Regions from separate parts of the Mus musculus genome. Here all the other regions are linked to region 4. Evidence: chromatin loops called from intact Hi-C (ENCODE). Cell type or tissue: heart. All regions are shown on one strand.

The links. Hi-C counts contacts between places; a loop is a spot of excess contacts. Peaks named below come from ENCODE experiments on the same cell type or tissue, not always from the same donor. Only the 100,000 strongest peaks of a DNase experiment are listed, where the experiment ranks them.
Region 1: it touches region 4 in a loop (4-fold over the local background); 5 of 42 quality-filtered maps call a loop at or near these places.
Region 2: it touches region 4 in a loop (7-fold over the local background); 5 of 42 quality-filtered maps call a loop at or near these places.
Region 3: a loop joins it to region 4, with 10 times the contacts of the local background. A loop is called at or near these places in 5 of 42 quality-filtered maps.
Region 5: a loop joins it to region 4, with 5 times the contacts of the local background. A loop is called at or near these places in 2 of 42 quality-filtered maps.

Annotation. Positions count from the first base shown.
Region 1 is chr12:36,711,272-36,716,271 of GRCm38, reverse strand. No RefSeq gene overlaps it. Among named protein-coding and RNA genes, the nearest start is that of Mir5099, 100 kb to the left of the region's middle. In heart, a CTCF peak has its summit at 2,118 (motif pointing left); no DNase peak of the experiment used is centred here; H3K4me3 peaks cover 605 bases.
Region 2 is chr12:36,718,789-36,723,788 of GRCm38, reverse strand. No RefSeq gene overlaps it. Among named protein-coding and RNA genes, the nearest start is that of Mir5099, 95 kb to the left of the region's middle. In heart, a CTCF peak has its summit at 2,353; DNase peaks (open chromatin) are centred at 318 and 868.
Region 3 is chr12:37,011,953-37,016,952 of GRCm38, reverse strand. No RefSeq gene overlaps it. Among named protein-coding and RNA genes, the nearest start is that of Gm29007, 92 kb to the left of the region's middle. In heart, no CTCF peak of the experiment used is centred here; DNase peaks (open chromatin) are centred at 1,032, 1,282, 1,822 and 2,342.
Region 4 is chr12:36,915,079-36,920,078 of GRCm38, reverse strand. No RefSeq gene overlaps it. Among named protein-coding and RNA genes, the nearest start is that of Gm40394, 35 kb to the right of the region's middle. In heart, no CTCF peak of the experiment used is centred here; a DNase peak (open chromatin) is centred at 2,338.
Region 5 is chr12:36,778,038-36,783,037 of GRCm38, reverse strand. No RefSeq gene overlaps it. Among named protein-coding and RNA genes, the nearest start is that of Mir5099, 36 kb to the left of the region's middle. In heart, no CTCF peak of the experiment used is centred here; a DNase peak (open chromatin) is centred at 2,077.

The DNA.
Region 1 (5,000 bases), 200 kb after region 4:
TTGCTACTCTTCCAGTCCTACGGGAAAGAGTTTTCTACTTGAGCTGTCCAGTTCGATGGTGGTCTTTCACTTTCTGGTGAATACGCTTCCAGATAAATAGCATTTTATGTTTTGAAATCTTATTTTTGGCAACCAACATGTTTGATGGATTTTAAAAAACAAAACAAATCAACAACAACAACAAAAAAAAAAAAACCAAACAAACATCTTTCAGAAGCCCAGAGCAGCAGAAAATACAGACCCCTGAAAACCTTTGTAGAAACAGGCAAGCCATAAGTCAAAAGTGAAGAGCAAGCTAGGCGTGACTTCAGTATCTACAGGATTTTATTCATGAAAATGTAGGAAATGCATCAGATTCCAAAGATATTTACTTACACGTCTGCACTGAAAGAACTGTTTAATAAACAAATGCTGGAAGTGATTGAAATTCCCAGAATGAGAGAAGGGAGCTAATGAATATGGGGTTCACACAGCTATAACCAGTGAGATAATTCTGGGCACTGGTGGAAAGGCATCTTTAAAACGTATTGCCAGTGGAACGGCAAATCTATTTTTCACATGATTCCACTTTTGTTAAGAAACACCGAAGAAATGCACAAACATAATAACTTTCATATGTATAGAATGGTACATGCTGGAGAGTGTCCCTAAAGATCCAAACTGCGTAAAAGGATCACACAGCCAAAGGGTAGAAGGGAAATGACTGATATTTTCATTTTTGTCCAGTATCATTACGTGTGGCAGCTGTTTACAGCCAGTTTGTATTAGCTCCACATTAAATTTTCCCAAGTTCAAATAAAATAAAAAACAAAAATGGATAATCTGATCTTTGAGGCAAGTGGGAGATACAGTTTTGCTCATGGGTGAAGCTGAATATCATACAGAGAAAGGGAGGTAGAGGTGAGAGAGGGGGAAAAGGGAAATCCCAGAATTAGCCATACGCCCAAATCACCTATTAAGCATGAATGTCACCTCAAGAAAGCTGCCTCGAAGATTCATGGTTTGTGGTATATCTGTGTGTCTTTCTGACTGTGTAGCAGAAGAAAGTGACAAATAAATAAAAGAGACAATTTGAGTGAAATTCGAGAGCGCAAGGCAAAAGTTGTTTATAGCTATAGATAATTACTCAGGGAAACTGGGAAGAAAACTTTCAAATGCTTTAAAATAGTTAAAAGATTTTTTAAAAAAATGCTTTCATTATTGAAATTAAGTTTGAGATAATCACAATTCACAATAATTACCCTTTTCCAAAATAAGAATTAGTTAAAATTTAAGAATTAGTGTCACTCAAAACTTAATATTTTACTATATAAGGAGCTAATATCTCAATTTTCAATATTTTTATTTATATTTTCAAATGTTGTGTTTTAACATTTCAAGCTGGATTACATACATTATTTTTTCATTTTTCTTCAAATAGTCGAACCTAAAAACTCAATACAAAACAAAATTTGAGCATTTTTTGCAGGATTTGAACATTTTAAAAGAAGTGATTTCTGGAAGCAGGGAAGAATATATAAAATGGTAACGGGAACATGAAAAACAGTTCAAACGTAGGCCCGTCATCCTGCAACTGAAATTTTTGCCATTGAAAACAAACGCCCATTTTCATTTTTCTATGTAAGTAAGCAGACAATTTTAGTTTTGAACGTTCAACCTTTGGCTTTATTTCAGCATGGTCCAGACATCTGCCTAGTGGAGTCCTTTACCTTAAATGCCTGGGCAAAATGTAACAAAATGTAGCAGATACACACAACAGCAGATACATACAACAGTTACATCCAGGGCAAATAAAACAGAGGACGAGACCACGGGAAGTTTGGGGAAGCCCATGCTGTCCAGGGTGTTTTGCCCTGTTAAGTTCAAATAATTCGTCTGGATCCCATTTCTCCAGAGCAGTTTTACTTCCTGAACGTTTCACGTATTAAAATGTGGATGTAGTAATGTTATATGCTGCGCTGGTCTTTGTTTGCTTATAGGAGTAATCGATGAGATTTGGACGAGAAAACATCGGAGAAAATGTTAAATAAGGTCTGGGATGTGCACTTGTGGCTTGCTTTCCCCCCTCCTGGAAGCAGCCGGGGAACACACCAAGATTTATGGTGCTCGGCTCCCTCTAGTGGGCAGTTTTATCTTATTTTTTATTTTTATTTTTTTATAAGATATTTTCTCTATTTACATTTTAAATGTTTTCCCCTTTTCTCGTTTCCCCTCCGAAAACCCCCATCTCGTCCCCGCTGCCCCTGCTCACCAACCCACCCATTCCTGTTTCTCTGCCCTGGCATTCCCCTACACTAGGGGCATCGAGCCTTTTCAGAACCAAGGGCCTCTCCTCCCATTGATGTCCAACAAGGCTGTCCTCTGCTACATAGGCAGCTGGAGCCATGGGTCTGTTCCTCCAAGTGTACTCTTTGATTGTACTAGCTCTCTAGTCCCTGAGAGCTCTGGGTATAATGGTTGGTTCATATTGTTGTTTCTTCTATGGGGCTGCAAACCCCTCAGCTCCTTGGTTCCTTTCTCTAGCTCCTCCATGGGGGACCCTGTGCTCAGTCCATTGTTGGTTGAGAGCATCCACCTCTGTATTTGTCAAGCACTGGCAGAGCCTCTCAGTAGACAACTATATCAGGCTCCTGTCAGCAAGCACTTGTTGGCATCCACAATAGTGTCTGGGTTTGGTGACTATATATGAAATGGATCCCCAGGTGGGGCAGTCTCTGGATGGCCTTTCCTTCAGTCTCTGATCCACACTTTGAATCTCCTCCAGTGTTTTTAAATGGATGATTCTACAGCTGCCTGGCTGGCTGGTGCAGACTGCAGGTGAGAAGTCAGAGTGGACCTGCCTGCTCCGGATGCAGGGACTTCCCAGTCCATCTGCTCATGTCTTACCTGTTTTGCAATATCAAGGAAGCTAGTTCCAAACTAGAAATAACTAGGGCTAAGAAATTTTGTCTGAACAAAATGAAAATTCCCACTGTGCTCATACTTCTTGGAGCCCTTGAAGAACCTTGTCAGACCATAATTCCTTCAACAGCATATCCACCCTTCCACTAGGTGTAGGAAGTCGGTTGCTATAGGAACAACAAACAGATGAATCAAACATACATGAGTAGCATGCAATTTCAAAATGTATTGTTTCAGTGGGGTAAAACGCTTAGAAGATATTATTAATAATCCATGAAATTACAAGTATAAAGTAGTTATTCTTTGCAATTATACAGTGACATTGATCATAAATATAAATCTGAATACTGTGCCCAGTAGCTCACAATTTAGGCAGATAAATATGCTCAGATGTTATTTTATTTGAGTTTTGAAAACTAATTTTTTTCAATTTGTACAAGCTTACATAATTTCTACTATACAGGAGATTAGTGCAATGTGCTTTTGTGGGCCCATGAAGAGTGGCAGTGGAACCTGGGTGAAGCTAAAATAATCTCAAAGAATTGACAGAACATCTTCTGAAAGTTGAAGCAAAAATAAGCGCACAATGTAGCATGTTTGGTCACATTAAAGTGTCATTCGCCAGATGCTAAAATTTATCTTTCCAACTAAAAGTAGTCCATATGGTAAACTACACTTAAGCAGTGCACCCAAAAAATTATGTGTTGAAAACTTAATCTTCAATGTAAGCTTTGGGAGTAGGGCCTAAGATGCTGGGGTCAAGAAGGCTTTCCTCTTATGGATGGGTTCCTCTGCATTGCACAAAGGCTGAAAATAAGTTTACCCCCTAGCCCTCTTTTTATACTGTTCTTACCCAAGGGATGAAAGAGAAGTTCCCTGGTAGTTTTTGTCCATTGATTTTGGACTTTCCAGACTCCTCAGCAAGAAACAAGTTCCTTTGTTCCTTCCTTAGGGCCCCCTTTTTAGTTCCCAACATCCATCTTTCCTTCCTTCCTTCCTTCCTTCCTTCCTTCCTTCCTTCCTTCCTTCCTTCCTTCCTTCTTTTCTTCCTTCTTTCCTTCCTTTCTTCCTTCCTTCCTTCTTTCCTTCCTTCCTCCCTCTTTTCTTCCTCCACTCTCGTCTTCCCTTTCCCCTCCCCCTCCTTCTGTTTTCTCTTATCCCACTCTGACTTTTCTACCATTTGTGCCATAACAACACAAACCAGGTGATGCAGAAACAAAGAATTTACCGAATTACCTAGTGGCAGCCTCCTTCCTGATTTCTTTTGTCCCTTTCGGCTAGGTCCCAAGGGCTAGCAGCCCTGACTAAATTCTACGATGGGAAAATGATCAGATCTAGCCATCATGCATATTGAGGAAGAGCTAAAGAATACACTGCAGTAAGAATCCAGGTTACAACTGGGTTATCCCACAGAACCAAAGCTGGACCTATGTGACAATACTATGTCTCTGTGCATTATAAAGACATGCATGCAGAAAGACATAGTATTCAGCCTTAAAAAGGAGATTACACCATTAAACAACATGGATAAACCTGGAAGACATTGTACTAAGTGTAATAACCCAAACATAGGAAAACAAAAACTTCATGTCCTCACTTAAATATGGAGTCTAGAAACTGTTGAACTCACAAAATCAGATAGCAGAAGGCTGTTTACCAGTAGCTGTCTTTGATAGGGTATAAGCTTGAAGTTATGTCGTGAATAAATTCCAATATATACCCTGGCAATGCTGCTGATAAAAATGTATGCTTGTGTGAAAATTTTCCATCTCTCCTTCTCTCTCTCTCTCTCTCTCTCTCTCTCTCTCTCTCTCTCTACCTCTCTCCCTCCCTCCCTCCCTCCCTCCCTCCCCCTTCTTTCCATCTCATATGCATTTGCACAAATATACACACTCATATACATATGTGCATACAAACATACACACATACACACACACTTTGAGTGTGTGAGGGAACAGTTCTTTTTCCCTTTTTATTGAAAATAATTTTTTTCTTCACATAATATATTATGATTACAGTTTTTCCTCCTTTTATTCCTTGTAGATCCTGCTCACCTCCACTCCCATCTGAATACACCCCCTTTTCTGTCTCTCTCTAGA
Region 2 (5,000 bases), 200 kb after region 4:
CACCTTTTAACTATAAACATATATTCTCATATGTTATTTCTATGTATGCTATTTCTAATATCCAGCATGCTTTGTTGTTTTGGTCTCGGGTTTCTCTTAATCTCCCTTCTTCCTAGTTGCTAACATTTACCAGATTCCCGGCTATTTTCATACAATGATATTTTGACATTTCTTAATTCACTAAAGATTAACATGAGCAGGAGGGGTTTCCAGCCACACTGCCCTTCATAAAACTCCACTGAGAAAAAAAAAAAAAGCTATTTCAATGACTCATGGATGAAGAGAATCCGGTGCTAACAAGCTATGGCAGAGTGAGCCGTCCCTGGGGGACTCAGTAGGGTCCTCTTAGGAGAGGAGAGAGACACTGCATGACACCAGGAGTCTTTCATTCCTTCACTGGTCTGTCCTTGATGTGATGTCTCTGGCAAGGATCCCACCTACCTCTACATTTTTAGAGAAGCTCTCCTCTGGTTATTTGAGAAATTTTCCAGCAAATATGTTCTGAGATTGAGAAGACATCTACAAGTGTAGGTATTTTAGAAGATGAATCTGCCTGAATGATTTCTTGCCTGGACATGGCTGGGACTATTTTCCATCTCCTTTCATTTTTATTCCTCAGTGTAGATTTTTATGAGTATTGAATTTTAGATGGGTCTAGTAGCTGAGATCGAGTCGTAGACAAAAGATCTCTAAAACTGAAATATAAATAGAGAAGAGTTCTCGATGACATCATTCTGTATGCACACCAGAAGTGACCACAAATAACCTACAATAACCTTTTAAATTAGTTTTTTCCTGACTTCATAAAACAATATTTTATTTGGCAGGCATGCATTGGCAAGCTCTTCCACAGCTCTGTTTGTTTTCTGTCTCCAGGAAGACACCGCCACTGTTGTCACATACGTCTCCTTCTCTGTGGCTTTGCCATTTTCTGCTTCTTTATGAGTGGCTGTTGAAGAATATTTTTCTTTGGGGCACGTACTAAGAGTAACAAGGCCATGAATGAAAAACTGTCCTTATAAATGTATAGATGGATTTCTTTTTCTCTGGCTGACGCTGAGCAAGATCAAGGAAAAGAAGTGGCGATATCAGCAGGGATATGGCTGCTTTATTCTGAGGTTATATAACAGCAAGAAGCTGGATCCAGACCATTGATGAAAATCAGTTTCCTTGCCTTTTGATATGTGACTCAAATCCCAAGTTATAAAAAGGATGTAGGATCATAATATAGTTTTTTTTTTAAACATGAACAGTTATTCTGAACAAATTGAAGAGTATCAAGGGAGGAAAGGTATCATTTCGAAGTTACCTCATAGGTGAGACAATCTTTTTAACTTTAACAGTGTCTCCATTATAAAACAGAAATTGGTATGCTTTTCTAAATGTTGGCATACTATAACATCCTTTATAAATCAATTTAAGTTCACATCATTGAGATTTTCAAAACCTTCTTCCACTATTTACTCACAGAAAAGATACCAAAAAAAGAATAAAATATTTTCAAATATAATTTTAAAGTATCAAAAACTTCCCAAATTTAAAAAAAAAAAAAACACTTCTAGGATAATTCATGATATTTCATTTACTTCTCTTGTTTCCTATTAATCTTATGAAGGCAAAAGGGAAGGCTCCAATAATTAACCTTGTGTTATTGACCTAACCAAAATTAACTGGCTATACAACAATTTAGTTGTCCATATAAAAACAGGAAGAGAGATTTCCCCAAGTAACCCATATTCTCCATGAGAAAAACAGCTGGTGCTCTCTCTGTGTGTGTGTGTGTGTGTGTGTGTGTGTGTGTGTGTGTGTGTGTAAGCCTGTGGGGCATGGATGAAAGGATGTATATTTCTGATATCCTCCCTTGTAAATGGGTGGGTTTTTTTTTTTTTTCTTTCTTTTTTCTTTTTCAGTGGAAGTATGCCAATACTCAGGTCCTGGAGAAGGAGGGGCCCGAGAAAGTCTGGTCTGAATATTTAAAATTATATCTTTATAAAACAAGGTCTGTGAAAATGAACTAAGTTTCCTTACCAGTGTTACATGAATAATCACTACAAAATAATAATGGAAACCCATACCTGTCTCTCCTTGGAAAGGAGGAAAAGATTAATAAGAAACACTGCCTTCCAACAACAAAAATCAAAGTTCAAGCAGCAGACTTCTTTTGTGTCTCTGTTTTCCATGCTACATTTCCCACAGCACACTGCTGGGATTTTTTATTTTTTATTTTCGCTACGCATGCTCACACATCTGTTGCACATGTGTGATCAACCGACGAGGTTTTTGAGCCAAATGTCCTGTTAAATGGACAGAGTGGGCAGAGCATTCCTTTGAGAGTCAGACTCTGCCCCTGGTGGATTGCCGCCAAATGCAATGGTGTAATAAAGAAAAGAAATCTGCTCATTTGAATTGCATTGAAATGAACTGTGTCCTCTCCTAAAATACCATATGGTAATGATCCCTGGAGGTATGCTACATAACACCTAGGTCTGGCAGGCTCCAATGAAAGGCTGTAAACGTCCCAGTGTAGCTGGGCTGTGAAAGGCAAGATAGTTGACAAGAAGCATGCAGAGGGAAACAAGAATCCTATCTGATGTCCCTCAATCAACTTGAAATGAAAGAAAGTGGACTGAACAAAGAAATGCTAGCAAGTCGCCCTGGAGAAATCCTCCTTCTCCCATTAAAGTACAGTTCTTGAATCTCACCTCCAGTAAACTGAAACCTTATGGAAAGAAAGCTGTTTCACCTGAGCAGTAGCCAGAGTTTCTTTGGAGCAAATTATCTCAATAAGACTCAAGTGTATGTCTGCAAAGCAAAATGCAGTCATCATAATCAAGCCTCCACCAGAGCTGAGTACAGACGGGTTGAATAACTGGAGACGCAGAGAGACTTTACCTCTGCTTTGGCTAGCACTTTCAGTGAACCTCATCTGAAGGAGGTAGTAGCTGATGACCTGCACTGCATGCTCTGAGGTCTCTGAGGAACAAAAACATATATGCACACACCAGGATTTTATAGCATTGAGAAATTATGTAAAATTAAATAATTAGGAGTGAGAGTCTGACATATCTGTATGCCAAAGAATATAAAGTATGGCCAGTCTAGTATAGAGATTTACAGTATGGGTTTGGCCTACCACAAACTCCAAAATCCATAAGTAATCAATCGTAACATCATTTATGTCATAGAGTGAGTCTGATCATTTGTTTAATCTTTCTTGTATAAGTTTCCACTAATTTAGTGTAAAATTAAAATATATCATAAAGAAATAAAATGAGGAATTGCATCCAGACGAAGTTGTTCTTGCTCATCTTTTTCCTATTGAACTATTGAATTGTAATGCTCCTATGTCTGTTAATGAAGCACAGCAATTCCCAAGGCTATATTTTCTCCACTTTCTCTTTTGACGTCTAGACAACTAAAGTTCACTTACAAGGCTAAATATAAATTACCTATGCAACTAATTATTCTTAACTTTAGTGAAAATCGATGTTTCAAATGGGGCTTAGTATTTGATGTGAATAACTCTCTTGTGATCATTTTAAGGAGCATCTCTAATTATTACCTGTAAAACAAAGGCATTGCATAACAGAGAAAGGGGCAAAGACACATTCAATTTAGGTCAGATAACTACCTCATTTAGCCTTAACTACAACTCAGTGAATGTGATCATGTTCTTATCCCTGACGTTACAGATGAGGGGATGGAGATGAGTCAGAATGTATGCCTTGAGATAGAATCCTTCTTAGAGACCATATTCTTAAACATTGCTATACCAGTACACAGTCAGTAGGCTTTGCTTTAGTTTCTGAAATTCAGACTCTCGACCTAATATTTTAAACTTACTTTACTTGTGTTCCAAATTCATCAAAAAGGGAAATTTCTATTAATCTAAATGATTCATAGTATTTTATTTTAAAAAACTTGTATGACTATTATTTTTCATGTTTGAAGACTATGTCTAAAATGTTAAGGCTACACTCTGTCACTAGTAATATTATATGCAAACTCCTGGATCACTTGCCCCATGGTGGAGGCACTCTGTAGTCTTACTACACAACTTATTTCATTTTTCTACTTTTCTAAGCAAATGCACTCACCCAGAGTAGAGGACTAGCTGGGTTTCATTGTTTGGTTTTTTTTTTTTTTTTTGGTTTTTGTTTTGTTTTATATAATGAACAGGGGTTTTTGTTGTTGTTGCCGGATGTTGTTAAAGTGTTTTGAAAGTTTTAAACTTTAATTCCAAGTTTTCATTTCTGTGAAGCCCCTTTCTGTCCTTGCATATGAGTTATTTATTCTTGCAGATCATGAGCAGCAAGATCACTGATAAACAAATAACTAGATAGATGGATAGATTAAAATAAGTTGAATAAATAAATAAATAAAGGCTGTTGGAAGTTGGATACCAGGAAGCTGCCCTCTCTCCTGATGTTCTTGCTTCAGGATGATTTTCGTAATATCAACACAGATGTTTCATTTTTCCATTAACTACACAAGCTTCAAATTTGATACTCAAATGCCAAATAAATGGCAGCTGTTCTCTGTTGTTGGTAAAGCAGACACTGAATTCTGAAGCAACCGTGCAAGTCATACATTACATTTCAACAGAGTTCTGAGAGCAGTGCAGTGGACTAATTATCCTCTTCACAGAGCAGAGTACTGAAGCACGGAGACTATATTTACAAGGTCATTGAAAATATCTTCAATTGAGACCAGCAAAATCTACATTCCACAACAAGCCCCAAAAGGAATATAATGAGCATTTTAAAGTTTCTTGCAAAAAAAAAAAAAAAAATCAACGCATTCTTGTATTACTTTTTATCTCAGCTCTAATGTAGGCTGGCAATGTGTTATCTGGTTCTCAGAAAAATCCCAGTACAGGTTCACAACTGACCTTTGATGGAAAAGACCAAAGACATCATACATACACATTTGTTTTAAGCTAAAGTGTGCATCTACAAAATGCACGGCATAGTCTGGTCTAATTACCTCGACAGTAGTGC
Region 3 (5,000 bases), 97 kb before region 4:
TCTGCCACACTCCCTACATTAATCTACCAAGTCTACTGAACCAAGTAACCTTACAACTGATTGCTAAAGGCCACATCCTGATAGTATAGGAACATTTTTGTCTCTCTGTCTGTCACTCATTCTCATCAAACAATATCACTGCTGTGCTACAGAACAAAGAACACAACGAACCTGTCAGGAATTCTTAAATATTTTTTTTTATTTACCTTTTTCCAGAGCACACAGTGAGCCTACTAGGGATTCTTAATTTTTTTTTTTTAATTTACCTTTTTCCAAAGTGATTTGTTTTTTAAGAACCATCAAAGTAAGTTCATTGTTTCTGTGAAATCTCTGACTGTGGTAAATTTTAGACAAGTACTTTTCTAGATAATTATTCTTCTAGATAATTCCTGGTGCTGGCTGTCCCAGAGTAGGCTATCTCATCTTGGAGTATTTAAGGTAATTAAAATAAACCCAATATAATTAATCAGCATAATAACAAGAATTACATGAATACTCAGGAACTATTGATGGTTGGGTAGTGAATTAACATATTATTAAAACAAATCTACACACTTCGAATGACTTCATTGCAAGAATCAATGTGGGATATGTCTCCATCTCAAGAGAAAAATAAAATGAGGTGGAATAAATATTTTTCATTCAGTTAACTGAATTTACTTAGTAGTTCAAGCAAACCTAGTGCTTCTGGCTCCCAGCTGCGTAGTTCCTGCCTGTAATTAAAGACATAAAATAAAAATAAAATGAATTTTTTGGTTCACAGTGGCCGTGTAAACCTGGAATAGTCTCTGTAAGTCAGAGATTATCAGCATCACACTGGAATTATGTCATGAAGGATTAGTGACTGATTCCCTACTGCTAATGGTGTCATGTTTCTTGAACTCATAAAAGGCATTTACTGTGAAGCCAGATCTTCAGAGACTTTCTGATCCACAGAGTTTTCCATGGTAACAGAGATGATCTTATAATTCACTAGACTGAAGTCAGACCCTGGCCAAGCACGTGCTTGAGAAAGAGAGCAGATGCTCACAGCATGCAGAAAGAACAAATTCCAGTCCAAAGCAAAGGCATTACAAGTGCCTAAAATTACAGTCTTTATCTCTAAGGCAGGTGTTTCAAAACTGGAGTGGTCCCAATTTTTTTTTCCTTCTTGGCTATTGTTTTCCTTCTACAAGAAGTTGAAAAGGATGTTAAAGATAAAACAGGTGCTAAGATAAGATTCCTCACTAAGAATGACTCATAACAGCCAATCGGACATTTTATATCTGTAAACATCATCAGGCATCAGGGTGGTGGCCAGAGTTGGCTATGTAAACTCCCTCCAATTCAAGTGAAACACATACTTAAAAAAAAAAAGGTTGAAGTGGGGGAGAAACTAGCCATAACCACTTGCACTTCATGCATCTCTAACAAGATCGCAAGAAAGTCAGCTGCTGAATTTCCTATTGTAGTAAAGCTTATATATCTTGAATATGTAAAATGTTATTGAATAATAATCTATTTTTTTTCATTTTAAATTATATGTGTCAGATACTAGCATCCAACCAATGGACAGAAACTGGGGACCTCTGTGTTTGAATTGGGGAAATGGTTAAAGAAGCTAAGGAGGAGAGTGGCCTCATGGGAAGACCTGCAATCTCAATTAACCTGGACCCCCGAGAGATCTCACAGACACTGAACCACCAACCAGGCAGCATACACCAGCTGATATGAGGTCCCCGACACATATACAGCAAAAGACTGCGTAGTCTAACCTCTGTGAGAGAAGATGCACCGAACCCTCAAGAGACTTGAGACCCCAAGGAGTAGGGAGGTGTGGTGGGTGGGATTGGGTTGGTGCCAATCTCTTGGAGACAGGGGAGGAGGTATGGGATGGGGAGCAGTCGCAGGGGGCGCGCAGACTGGGAGAGGGATGATGTCTGGACTGTAAAAAAGGATTAAAGAATAAAAGAAAACTAAAAAGTAAAAAAAAAAAAAATCAGATTGGACTATTAAAGCAGAGTATACATTTAAATCAATGAATCAGTAGCACAAGGGAGCAGCCATGGAGTTTAAGACCATCAGTACCAGGGGCTTCCAGTACTCCACTAAGGCATTGTCTTTAGGCAGAAAATGGGTTTTTGGATATAGTGGCAGAATATGATTGGCCCCTTTGCCATCCTCCTCTGCTGAGAATCACGGCAAGGAACCACAGCCCTTGTTAACCTGTGAACATTTTCACTCTCTTAGGTCATTGACTCTGGCTCAGGGGTCCAATTTTCCTTTCATTCATTAAGCACTTTGGGAAGTGGAGTTCCTAACCCTTTCCAGTCTAAATGTGGAACAATCACATCCCCTTACAATCAGCTGCCAGTGTGCTGGGACCTTCACGCCTCACTGTGCTCTCGCAGTGACGCAAGTTTTTAACAATTGAAGGATATTAACTCAAAAACTTGTTTTCTCATTGGAGGAGCTCAAGGGATTTCACTAAATGAACTTGTATAAACTGGAAGCTAGTACATGTGCCTTTCTAATTATTATGTTCAAATTGGGGGAGAAGGCAGAGCTAATCTCAGTTTGCACATGTCAGAAATTATTTCAGCTATGAAGCTAACTTGAGAGTAACACTCCGTCGATGCGCATTCACTGAAAGACCTGAAGAGGTACAATCTTGTCATTTTATCACAAGATTCCAGATATCAAAAAAAATATTACTTAGTTATTTAAATATGTGTGTTTTGCTAACCCATGGTACTGTTCCCTTCATTAGAGCAACTGGGAACAAGTAATAGATCTGCCCAATTGAATGTTAAATGTTAGAAGTTTGCTAGACCTTTCTCATTCTCCTCTTTTTTATAACACTTAACTGTTAGGTTTCAAAATCCTATCAATATATAGATCTCTAACAAGATCACAAGAAAGTCAACAGCTGAATTTCCTATTATAGTAAAGCTTATATATCTTGAATATATAAAATGTTGTTGGATCAAATCTAGGTCTTTTTCACTTTAAATTAGATGTGTCAGATACTAGCATGCAACCAATGGACAGAAACTGGGGACCTCTGTGTTTGAATTGGGGAAATGGTTAAAGAAACTGAGGAGGAGAGCGGCCCCATGGGAAGACCTGCAATCTCAATTAACCTGGACCCCCGAGAGATCTCTCAGACACTGAACCACCAACCAGGCAGCATACACCAGCTGATATGAGGTCCCCGACACATATACAGCAAAAGACTGCGTAGTCTAACCTCTGTGAGAGAAGATGCACCGAATAGCATCAGAATAGCCATCTAAGGATCCGGATTAGCCTTCAGGCTCCAGCACCAAGATCACCCAGTGAAGATTTAAGCTCATCCGTGTGGACCCAGATCTGGTCTTCCATGCAGAGTCAGCGTGTTCTCCTCTGTGACATCAAGTTCTATCCCACACATTCTCTGACATGGCATCAGAATAGCCATCTAAGGAATCCAGCAGCAACTTCTGGGTAGGCTTAGGTGTGCTGAGCTTTCCCTGCCAAAAATATACAAAGGGAGATGTGTGTACTGGAAGTTCAGGAGCACCACTGCAAGGTCACAGGGATCTTAAATCAGGCAAAGACAACACCACAAATAGAACAAATGAATTTCAAAAAGTTTAACCTAAATAAATGGGGACATACAAACTTCCTGAAGAAGAATTCAAAGTAATCTAAAAAAAAAAAAAAAAAGAACCTTCAATGAGAAATAAAACGTGACATACAGATAGGCAAATAAAGTCAGGAAATGAAATCTGTATACAATTGAAAGTTAAACAAAGAGCTAGAAGCAGTTAAAAGGGCATCAAAAATTCTGGAACCTAAGAGCACAAACATCGAGAGACTTGAAATGTCAATAAGAAATTTCTGATAGATTCTAATTTACATAGTTTAATTTTGAGTAAAAATATGTATGGGATTCTTCCTGTAATCATGTTTAATACATTCTGTTTATTGTGTTCCTAATAATTTCCCCCGAATTTTCCTAAAGTTATTCTGAGGATAGCCTTCTATTTCACATGTGATAATAAAATTTTATGTTTCTTACATTGATCTTTACTTAAATTATTATATAAAGTCTAGCAATAACAGAGGCAGGTTTTGATAGAAGGTGCTTTTCTACTAAATGCTCATGTATTGAAGGTCCCCACTGCAAACAGTGCTCAGAAATGGGGAAATGGACTGAATCATAGAAGGTTTGCCTTCATCAATGGAGCAATTCATTGATCAACTTGGAATCTGAGCCGACTGTTAGAAGGTAAGGAAATGTGACAGATAAGAGTTTGTTGGAGGCAGCAGATCTCAGACATCTTTGAATGATGTTTTGACCTGGCCCCTCCCTCTCACTGGCTCTGTGTTTTCCACCACAATGAAAAGAAACTTTTGTTTCTCACTCCCTTTCTGCCAAAATGCTGTGCCTCACCACCACCAAAGAAACAATGGGGCCACGTGCTGTGAATCTAAAGTTTTGCTCCTGTAGCCCTTGCTTTTTTATGTGTGCCTCAGTATTGAGAAGTGGAACACACAAAGCAACTTCATCTCCCTCAAACTGTAGCTGGGCATAGTCGCGCATGCTGATTAATCTCCTGCTGCAGCAAGAACGTGGTCATGAGTTCAAAGCCAGTCTGGGCTAAGCCTTGAGTACAATGCTATCTCTAAGACTGTCTCCAAAAATATAAAAAATAAACAAATGAAGTAAAACATGCAATTCTACTTCCTTGGTACATATTGGTTCTTTTATTCGAGTCTACTATGAATAAGATGCCTGAAAAATCTGTGTTATTTCATACAGCGCTCTTGTCTCTCCAGAGGCATGTGTCTGTCATTCTCACAAGAGTTCTGCATTTTACCATATTTCATTTCATACTTACTGCTTCACTCATCTCATTATTTGTGTAGGAATTCATACTCAAGATAACAGTTGTCATTGAGGGCAACTTCTGACATAACTTATGATTTGAATTTCTTCTATATTTAATGATCCATTGTCCTCCATTCATAGCATC
Region 4 (5,000 bases):
TTGAAAAACCAAAAAAAAAAAAAAAAAAAAAAAAAAAAAAAGTCTCTTTAAGCCATTAGAACAGCAGCCATGGATGTGAAAGGGACAATTGTTCAGCAGATTTAATCAATAGCTCTTGAAAGTCTGATTGAGTGACTCCTGCACTGCTGTCCCTGTTTGGAACTCATGTTACACATTTCTCCCAAAGTTTTATTTTTCTAGGAATCCATGATACCATCATTCTTTCCAGCCGCTGCCATCCTGACAGGCATGGGGATACCAGTCACCACTCGGATGTTCCCAGGTTTGTTTCCAGTTTCCTCCCAATAGACATTGTACACTGGAAACCATTCATCTTTGCTTCCACAAGTGGGCTCAGCATGACAGCTTACACATTCAAGCCAAAGGTTTTCTCAGGATCCCTCATGACTTATTTATATCTTGTCTGTCAATTAAATATGGAACATACTCTTTATTTGCCTGATACAACTTTGCTTTAATGTACGGACCCACGATTCTCAGCTTCCCTCTAATAGTGTTCTCATGCTGCCCATCAAGACACTGGTTACCTCTCCTTTCCCATCTGAGTTTGCCAAAGTGAATTCCAGTGGAGGGTGGTTTTTTTTTTACACATTTTTCCTAAGGCTTCTAATAAGGTCATTGTCAAAGACTCCAGGCTTCCTGTGCTCTAATCACTCTCTAAGTGATCCTTATTTCCTTTACCACTTAACGCCTATAAGAAAGAATAAAGGGTTATGGGAGAAATTGGAATTCCAAAACATGACACACTGTGATACCATGAAATCAAAACTGCTAAATCTACCTTTCATGGATTTAGTGGGAAATTTCAGAATTCAAAATAGAGTTGCTGGACTGGAACATAGCACTTGTTCCTTGCTTCTATGTCTTTATCCCACCATATTTTTAAGAATTGAAATCAAAACAAATGACAATGTCCTAAGGTTCTTATTGACTCAATCATGATATAAACAGAAAAGGAACTAAACCGTCATTATCCTGTCATTCTGTTGTGGTTATGAAAATCTCTATATTATATGGAATAGAGAAAACATGATTTTTATTTAAGTTTTCAACATATTTTATTTTATATGACTGTTTAAACATTTCAATGACCTTAACCTAATGTTTACTATTTTGTAATTCGCTAGCAATGAACATATTAAAAATTCAGACTACTCATCCTTGACTTGAGAATATTTGTGTTGTTTTTGAGCTTTGCAAAAATGCCCAGAACAAGATGTTAATCTTATAAATCTCCAATGCAGTATTTCAAGGATATTTTCATGAAATATTATAAAATGAGAACATAAGAAAGCAAAAACCTTCCACCATTTCCTCGGATTGGCAGCCCTTGTTTGACTAGACTACACTTGGCCTCTTCTGTACCTGAATGCAGCCAGGATTTTTTTTCATAAACGGTGCATAAATCAAAAGGATAAGTCCAGCTGAAGTGGAGACTTATGACCATTGTGACTGATTTATTCAATGAACTGCACTAACTTCCTAGTTCATGTGTTCCTTTCTGGGTTGTGTCTATTTTGTAAAATAACAAGCCCCCTCTTTGTTCTCCCTGCCCTGCACTGTCTCCCTCCTCCAGTCTGCAGGCCAAGCACAGGCAGCACACTGCATCATTATTCTCACACTGAGACTACAAAGGATGGTGCTGCCTGTGCCGTCTTCCAGATCTACGCTTTTCCACTCTTCTCAGTGGCACATAAATTCTCACCGTTCCTATTGATAAAGAATATTTGAGTAGTGAGTACCATTTTTCTCCTCCAGTGTTCCTCTTCCTTTGGCAAGTGTCATAGTAAGAGGAAATGACCCTTTCCAATATCCAGTGCTACATTTTTTTTTCTATTCAAAATCTGGAAAATTGCATTATAAAATGTGAAGTTCACTATTACTCCACCAATGTATTTTGCATGTTAATTTGCCAAGATGATAACTCACATTTTATCATGTTTCCAACATCCCCTGGATTATCCCACTCTTAGTCCCTGTGTGCCTCACATTGGACTCCCATCTGGTTTTTCTGCCTAAACATATTCTCCTGAGAGCATGTTTAATTTGAATTGTATTAAATTCATCAAACTCTTTAATGAGCCTTGGGCATTGTCGACTTGTGTGTGGGGTCTCTCCTAAATAGTAGCAGAGAGGGACCTTAAGGGCCTTCAGTGAGTGTCCTTCTGGGCATTCTGTCAGGACTAAGCACTGTTTCACATTATGTGAATGTCATAAATAACTTGGTGGGAAGGGTCAGTGTTTTCTTATCTTGAAGAGAGTCAAAGGGCAGTTTGCATTTATCTAGGAAATGCACCTCACAGATGCTGGTCTTAAAAGCTCCTCTGGGAAAGGGTGGGGAAATGCTATTATCCTTACATAATTCTAAAATCCTGATGGGAGGGGTCAAACAACTACAGGAATCCTTCCTGTTCCTTTTAATCAAGGCCATAGCAAACAAGGAGCAAGGGGATTAAAACACCAGGAATCATCTGTAATTGTAATTTCATATCCCACATTTTCATTTCTTTTCAGTAGCAAATGCCTTCTTTATTAAATTCTTCATTTGTATCAAAAATAAGTTTCGAAGAGGTTTACATCACAAGTATTCTTGAATGTGTCTCCAGTGTGCCTCCCAAATCAGAAGAGGAAGACACTGTGAGTTTTTACTCGTTGTGATGAATTAGGGTCTGACATTAAAGTTTCACTTTAACCAAGTACTAAAATAAAATATAATATAATAAGAAATAGTTTTGCAACTGTACTTTAAAGACCCCCTACATAGACTGCAGCTGTCTGGATGTGTTCCTGGAGAGGAATCACAGATGAGGTCTGTGATGTGTGTCCCTACTGAATTCTTAGACTATCTCCCATGCTTGGTTCATGCCATTTGTTCTTCACTGCTCTTCTTCCTTAAATTCAATTTATATCTACTCAATTGTGTTTAAAATATGACAAAGTCAAAGACCAAAGAAAGGAAACTTTACCAATAAGCCCTAGCACTTTTTAAATGTAAATACAATAAGATGAAACACCACTTTACATTTGAGTTCAATAAATTAATTATAAATGCTTCTTTTCATTGGCCATCTTTATTGAGTTATATTTTAAGAAAGTAAATGGCATTGATTTTAAGTGCAGATTGATATCTTTTCTTCAGCATCTTGCCATGCACACATTACCAAACAAGACATACAAAGTTTTCCACCACAGTAAACAAACTAAAACATTCCACTAAGAATGTTCCAGGTTTTTTTTTTTTAAAAGCAAGGACTGGATTTCAAAGGTGGGACAAAGTTTAGCAGATTTAGGGAATGAAAGCCAGCATTCTAGAGGCATAATGAAGAAACTGGGAAAACGTGAAAAGAAGGTAGAAAGCCAGGTGGGAATTGATCTTGTGGGATCTGTTATTTTGGGAAAGAAATATTTGCTGATGCTACACATTCATTCATAAAAGCAAAAACTAAACAAAACACCAAAACCAGAAAGTCTAGGATAAGGTCTTATACAGGAAAAAGCATGTGAGCTAACTCTTATCTCATTTTTCATCCCTATCTTTTGATTTCCCTCCCTCCTGTCCTATGTCCCTAGTCCTAGGTTCCTTTATTGAGTGCCTCCCTGATTGCATCCACAGCTGCACAGACTATTTTTCTTCATGTGACACGTCATAGATCATTGACCACCCATTGTTTACTCCTTTCCTTCTCTTTCACTTTCTCTCCTGAAAAGGGGGTTGGGAAAAAAAGTGGGAGATGAAGCAAGGAAGAAGAAAATCCTTTCTTGGAAATTTCTTGCTCCTCAATATTCACCTCAAGGTTTCTTTAGGAGGACTGAAGCTTCCTTCGAGGTAATGGCAAGGAAGCCAAAGAGCACATCATAACCAAATTCTGTGGCAAACAGTTAAATAGAATTATACCCGATTCAGCAATGTGGGTTGAACATTGAGTAGACGATGTGTTTAAAAATCCTTGAGTGAAGCACTTGACTTGTTTGAAACACTGCTAAAGTCAGGAAATAGGTTGCATTGAATTATATTATAAAGGAATTATAAACATACAATTAATAAAGAACATACAATGTTCTTATTGTCTTCTTTTATCCCCCCAGGTTATCCTAAATTCCTTTGACAATGCCCGATCTCATGTATATACATACTGTTACAATCATGCATGCCTTCTTTCATTTAAAAAGTGTTCAGCCAGTTATATATAACAGCAATTAAAGTGAAATAACTACTTTAAACCTTATCATGATGCTCTGGTTACGACATCAAATTATGCAATCATTTTATAATCTAACACTTCACAGTCTGCAATTTACTACTGTACATCTAGTAACATGAAAGTGGATAAATCATTAAACACATTCTATAGCATACATGCACGATATACAACATGTTACGCTGTTTAATAACTGGTAACTACTAGGTTCAATGAGTAATATTGGTACATTATGCAAATTGGGAGATACTTTAAAGAATAAAATTGATTTGCCTAAAATATCCAAGTCTTTATGGTTAGACTGCATTCTCTTCTCTTACAAAATAATGCTTTTTTTTTTTTTTGGTGTATGAATCCACTGATATGTGAATTTGTGACCTGACACATGCTAAGCAGGCACTAGTCTATCTCTGTTGCAGCCAGTGAACTGTTTCCTTGATAGTAGAGCTCATTTTGTAGAAGTAGCATAAGCATTTCAAACATAAAAACAGGAAGAAGGAAAGGCATTAATATTAAGTTTTTAATTTGCACTGCCTGCTGAGATAGATGCTTAAATTATCTCTTAATTACCCCAAAAACCAAACAAAAGTTGTCAGATTATGTGTCACATCTGGTACTATGTTAAGTACCAGAAGGCTTGCTAGAAGTCAGACAGTACATGGAGATTGCACTGAGGAAGATTGGAAACTAGGATCATAAATAATGGTGAAAATCAGTCTTAGGACTTGCTGAGACATTGATCTTCTTTGATTAAATTATAAAAATAAAAGAGTAACTATG
Region 5 (5,000 bases), 140 kb after region 4:
AATTTCATTGTTCAAGGAATAAACCAATTCAGCCCAAATTTTCATCAACAGTAAAATGGACAGACTGTGATAAGTTCCCACAATAGAGCTCTACCAAGAAGTACAAAGAGACAAATCACCACCCTACAAAGAGGTCCCTCAAAAACCTTATGCTGAAAGAAGCCCCCCGTAAGCCAGCAAAGGACTATCACAGTGTTTGTATGTTCTTTGAGCCTAAAATGGACAAACCTAACCTATGATGTAAAACTTGAGAGTGGGTTTGTCTCTCTTTGGTAGGCAAAGGGATAGGAACTGAGAATTGTGCTAAATTTGACATAGTGGTTTTCAGTACTGTGAGGGAGCTTTTACTTCCTTATGCTTGTATATAAAATAATGTAAAATAACCATCAGTTGACATACAAGATTTGCACATTTCACCTTTATAAAACTTATCCAGCCAAAATGTCAATACATTTTTAACTGTACTTGATGATTTTTTTGATATAAAGAATACTAATATCTGTGATTAACTTTACAAAAATAAAATCACTCACTCGTCAGGGTGCTAGATTAATAGATTTTAAAAGAAAATAAGAGACTTCAAGTGCTATGTATGTGAGTATTCGCTGTAGGGACATTCAAAGGTTCCTGAATATATGCTAAGTGAGGTAATACAATGTTGGCACAAAACTGATGAACCTTCACAGTATTGCTCCTGAGAACTAAAAGTTTAAAAGCTAAAAACTAACGAGGCAAGGAATGTCACTGCCACTCTTCATAGAGAATTAAATAATTCATAGAGCATTTTAATAACTTGAAATTCTGTTTGATATCATGGTTAAGTCGTCATCAAAGCTACTTAATACAGAAGAGAATGACTTCCTACCTAGATGACTTTTACTTCAAATGAAGGAGGTAGAAATGGTTTTAAAGTGAATGATATTGACCAGGAAGTACATTATAGTTTAGAATATGAATGGCTGCATATCTACCTACCCTATATTTAGGAATAAATAGCACTCAATTTCTACCCCATATGTAGGGCACAGGGAGACATAGCAACTAACTTTAAGTCTGGAGTCAAGTATATCTAAGTTTGAGTTTGGGATCTCTTTTCCTCATTTTATCAAGAAAAATTGTCAAGAGGAAGCCTTCATTCCATCACTTATCAAATGGGCAAATATTCAACATATACTCCTGAAGGTCCTTCTAAGGATAACAGAAACTGTATGCGTTAACAACAGTTACACACTACCACAAACGGAAAAAACAGAATAGAAGATACATGAAACTTAATGATAATGCCCCTAAGCAAAGGGTAATAATAGGAATTTAAACAGAACCCATGAGACCACAGACATTTGAGATTCACTGTGTTTGTTTGTTTGTTTGCTTGTTTGTTTGTTTGTTTTTGCCACATGGGAAACAGCAATCCTCACCATTTCACCACCAACACCAATGCAGTGGTGGCCATGGTTATTCCTAAATACAATTCTGAATGAAAAGCCACATTATGAGTGGGTTTTTTTTCTCTTCCCCTGCAAATCTTCTCACAAGCTTCTCATAAATAAATGGGGCTACAGTCAAGAAAACCAGACTAAATCCCTTTCTTACTACTTGGACCATTCCCAAATCATTCATCACAGAGGTTGGCAGATCAGAGCTTCTTTTTCATATACATCTCAGGGAGGCTGGCTAGGTTAGGCAACAGAGACAAAAGTGACTAGCTCAAAGACCCGGGGCATCTTTGCCAATCCCCTGCTTTAAAAGAAAAAATGAACAGTGTACTTTTTAAATAAATCATCTTTCTCCTTGTACTAGAGGTGCTGAAAACCGTATCTACAGCTCTTTGCAGAAAGACACTGTGCCACATGAAGATGACAGTGTCTCTCTCTCTCTCTCTCTCTGAATTCTAAAATAAACAGACCCCGAGAACTGACATTGGGTTTCAGTGACTGCAGTTCACTGACTTTTTCAGTGTAAAAGCTGTCTATTTTAACTCTACCATTGTTCCTGAGGAAGAAGATGGTGTACGGGAGTATGAGACCAGGATAAGAAAAACAATGTTTGTCCCAGGGAAGTTATTGTGATGCACGCGCGTGGTGCCAGAAAACACATGTGTGATAAGAATTACGAAAATCCAAAGGAAATGTGTTATGTATGATTGCTCTTCAGTTTTCCTAGGATTTCTTGTTCTATTTAAATCTCTAAAATGCTTCAGAGTAGTGATAGTAAAAAGAAGATGAAAACAATGAATAAAACCAAAGCATCACAGAACAATTTCCACAGAACGAAAGGTTCTTAAATTTCTTTTTAGTAAAAAAAAAAAAAAAAAGTCAATTATCGTTTATATTGTTTTATTTAAGGAGTATAAAATTCTTCCTGGGGTTTCGGAGTACGAGGCCGGTACACCTTATCATTTTCTGGCTCTTATACTTGGAAAAAAAATCCCAATTGTGGTTGGGACAGAAGACATTAAGTAAATGTGTATTTTACATTTCAGTTAATTAAATGTGATCAAAGGTACCCTAACAGCATTTCAATGAGCATTTTCCTATTTTCCTATCATGTGGCACAGAATATAGAATAATAGAGCCATGTCTCTGTTATTCATTCAATAGTTCCTTTTGCTATGGCCAACCAAAATTTTCCATTCTTTGAAACCCAGGGTTTTACTACACAGATGAAACACACCTGTTTCTGATATACAACCACTTTCAATTCTTGTTAACTTTGAAAAATTCATGAAATGGAAAAAAAAATCTGTGTTCCTTATTTTGGTGTTAAATATAATTTGGAGCTTTGCATTGCCGATTAGCAGGGAAAAGCAAACAATTACTTTCTGCAAGCAAAACACTGTACAGTCTAATAATTTTAAAATGTTCATGAAGTATTCACTGTGGATACAAGCCTTCCCCTGCCTCTGGGAAGTTGGACCTATGGAAACAAACTAACAAACCAAAAACAGTAACAAAGAAAGAAGGAAAAAAAGAAAGAAAGAAAGAAAGAAAGAAAGAAAGAAAGAAAGAAAGAAAGAAAGAAAGAAGCAAAACCAAGTGATGGCAGTGTTTTTACTTTTAAGTGAATTGACTGGGAATATCTTATTTGGAAAAGAAAATAAAGGGAAAATTAGAAGAGAAATTACGAATGTTAAGTGCAGGCAATGGAGACCTTGAGAGGAAAACTTCCCTCCTGAGACAGAGTAATAAAGTCTCTGAAGTGGGAGACTTCGAAAGGTCTTTTTTTTTTAATTATTATTATTTTATGTATTTCTTTATTTTAAGAAATGTGAATAGTTTGAGGTAGAAAGAGGTGATTTCATAGATATATCAAGAAGTCAAATTACATAACAACTTCTAGGCCATGATAAGGACTTTGGGTTGGGCACATGAACGGTGTAGAGACTTGTTCAGGAAATAGACAAGGGAGGTGGTATCTCATTTGTCTGTTAGAATGATGACAAACTGCTATGGTTACCATGATGACTATGCACCACAGTATATGAATGTAGAAAGAGAATATCGTGTTAGCAAATTGTTAAATGTCTCAATAAAGAAAAGGGTTCTGATATGGTATGGAAAAACTGGATTTGTTTTTATTTTCGCTTCATTTTATTTGATGAATTGTAAAAGTAGAGACAGAAGAATTTGTTGAAAAACTGGTAGGGAGTATGAGGAAAAACTTGCGCCAATGATTATTCTAAGGCACTGGTCACCACTGGCAAAGTAAATATCAAAGTATTCCATTCAATAAGGAGATAAAGAATATTTTATGGGATGGAACTTAGCTTTCTCTTGTGGACAGTTTATTTGTAATACCCAATAAATGTAGAGATGACTTGACACGTAGGTAGATATATCCACCTAGATATGAGGCATGAGATATAAGCTGCACATGTATATTTTAGAATCAGAAGTTTGTTGTACCAAATGTTACATAATTCAGTGGATCTTCTGGTAGGAGTGAGTGGCTATTGATCAAGCCAAGTTTTTACTAGGTACTTAAGATTCTGAGCTCCATATTTTCTTCAGTCAAGAGCAATTCTGAGTTAAAAATTTGGACCTGAATGGTTGGCCCCATCCTGCAACCATGGGCCTTGTCTAACCTTTTGATATGGTATCTACAGGTTCTCCCTCCCCTTTGTTGGTCATTTCAGCTAATGTCATCCTCCTTGGGTCCTCAGAACTTCTTGCTTTCCTGACATCTGGTGTCACGCCCACCTCGTCCAGCAAGGAAAATGTAACACGGTAGGATTCTTCTCAACAGCTTTATTGCAGGACCACCTTGATGCTACGGGGAACCCCGGGAACCCAGGGAGGACTGCTTATATCACCCCAGCACTGGGAGGGCTATGTGTCCTCCTGGGATTGCTTGGTCTGTCGACACTTCATTAGCATGCACCCGCTTGGGAGTCGGGCTAGCGCCTGCTCAGTGGTGTTGTTTACAGAGAAGGTGTGCTGGAGACCAGTGCCAGCTGCCTACAATGTGAGACTTGCTGGTAGCTACCTACAATTTCCCATCCCCCATTGCTACATACCTGGGGAGGCCATGCAGAGACCACCTCCCCCCCCCCCCCCCCAGGATCTATCCCATATACAGACACCAAACCCAGACACTATTGCAGATGTCAAGATGTGCTTGCTGACAGGATCCTGATATAGCTGTCTTCTGAGAGGCTCTGCCAGAGCCTGATAAATACAGAGACAGATGCTAGGAGTCAACCACTGGACTGAGCATAGGGTTCCCACTGGAGGAGTTAGTGAAGGAACTGAAGGAGTTGAAGGGGTTTGCAATCCCGTAGGAAGAACAACAATATCAACCAACTAGAACCCCTAGAGCTCCCAGGGACTAAACCACCAACCAAAGAGCACAGATGGAGGGACCCATGGCTCCAGCAGCATATGTAGAGGAGGATGGCCTTGTCTGGCATCAGTAGGAGGACAGACCCTTGGACCTATGAAGGCTTAATGCCCTAGTGTAGGGAAATACTAGAGAGCACCCTCATGGAAGCAGTGGGAGGC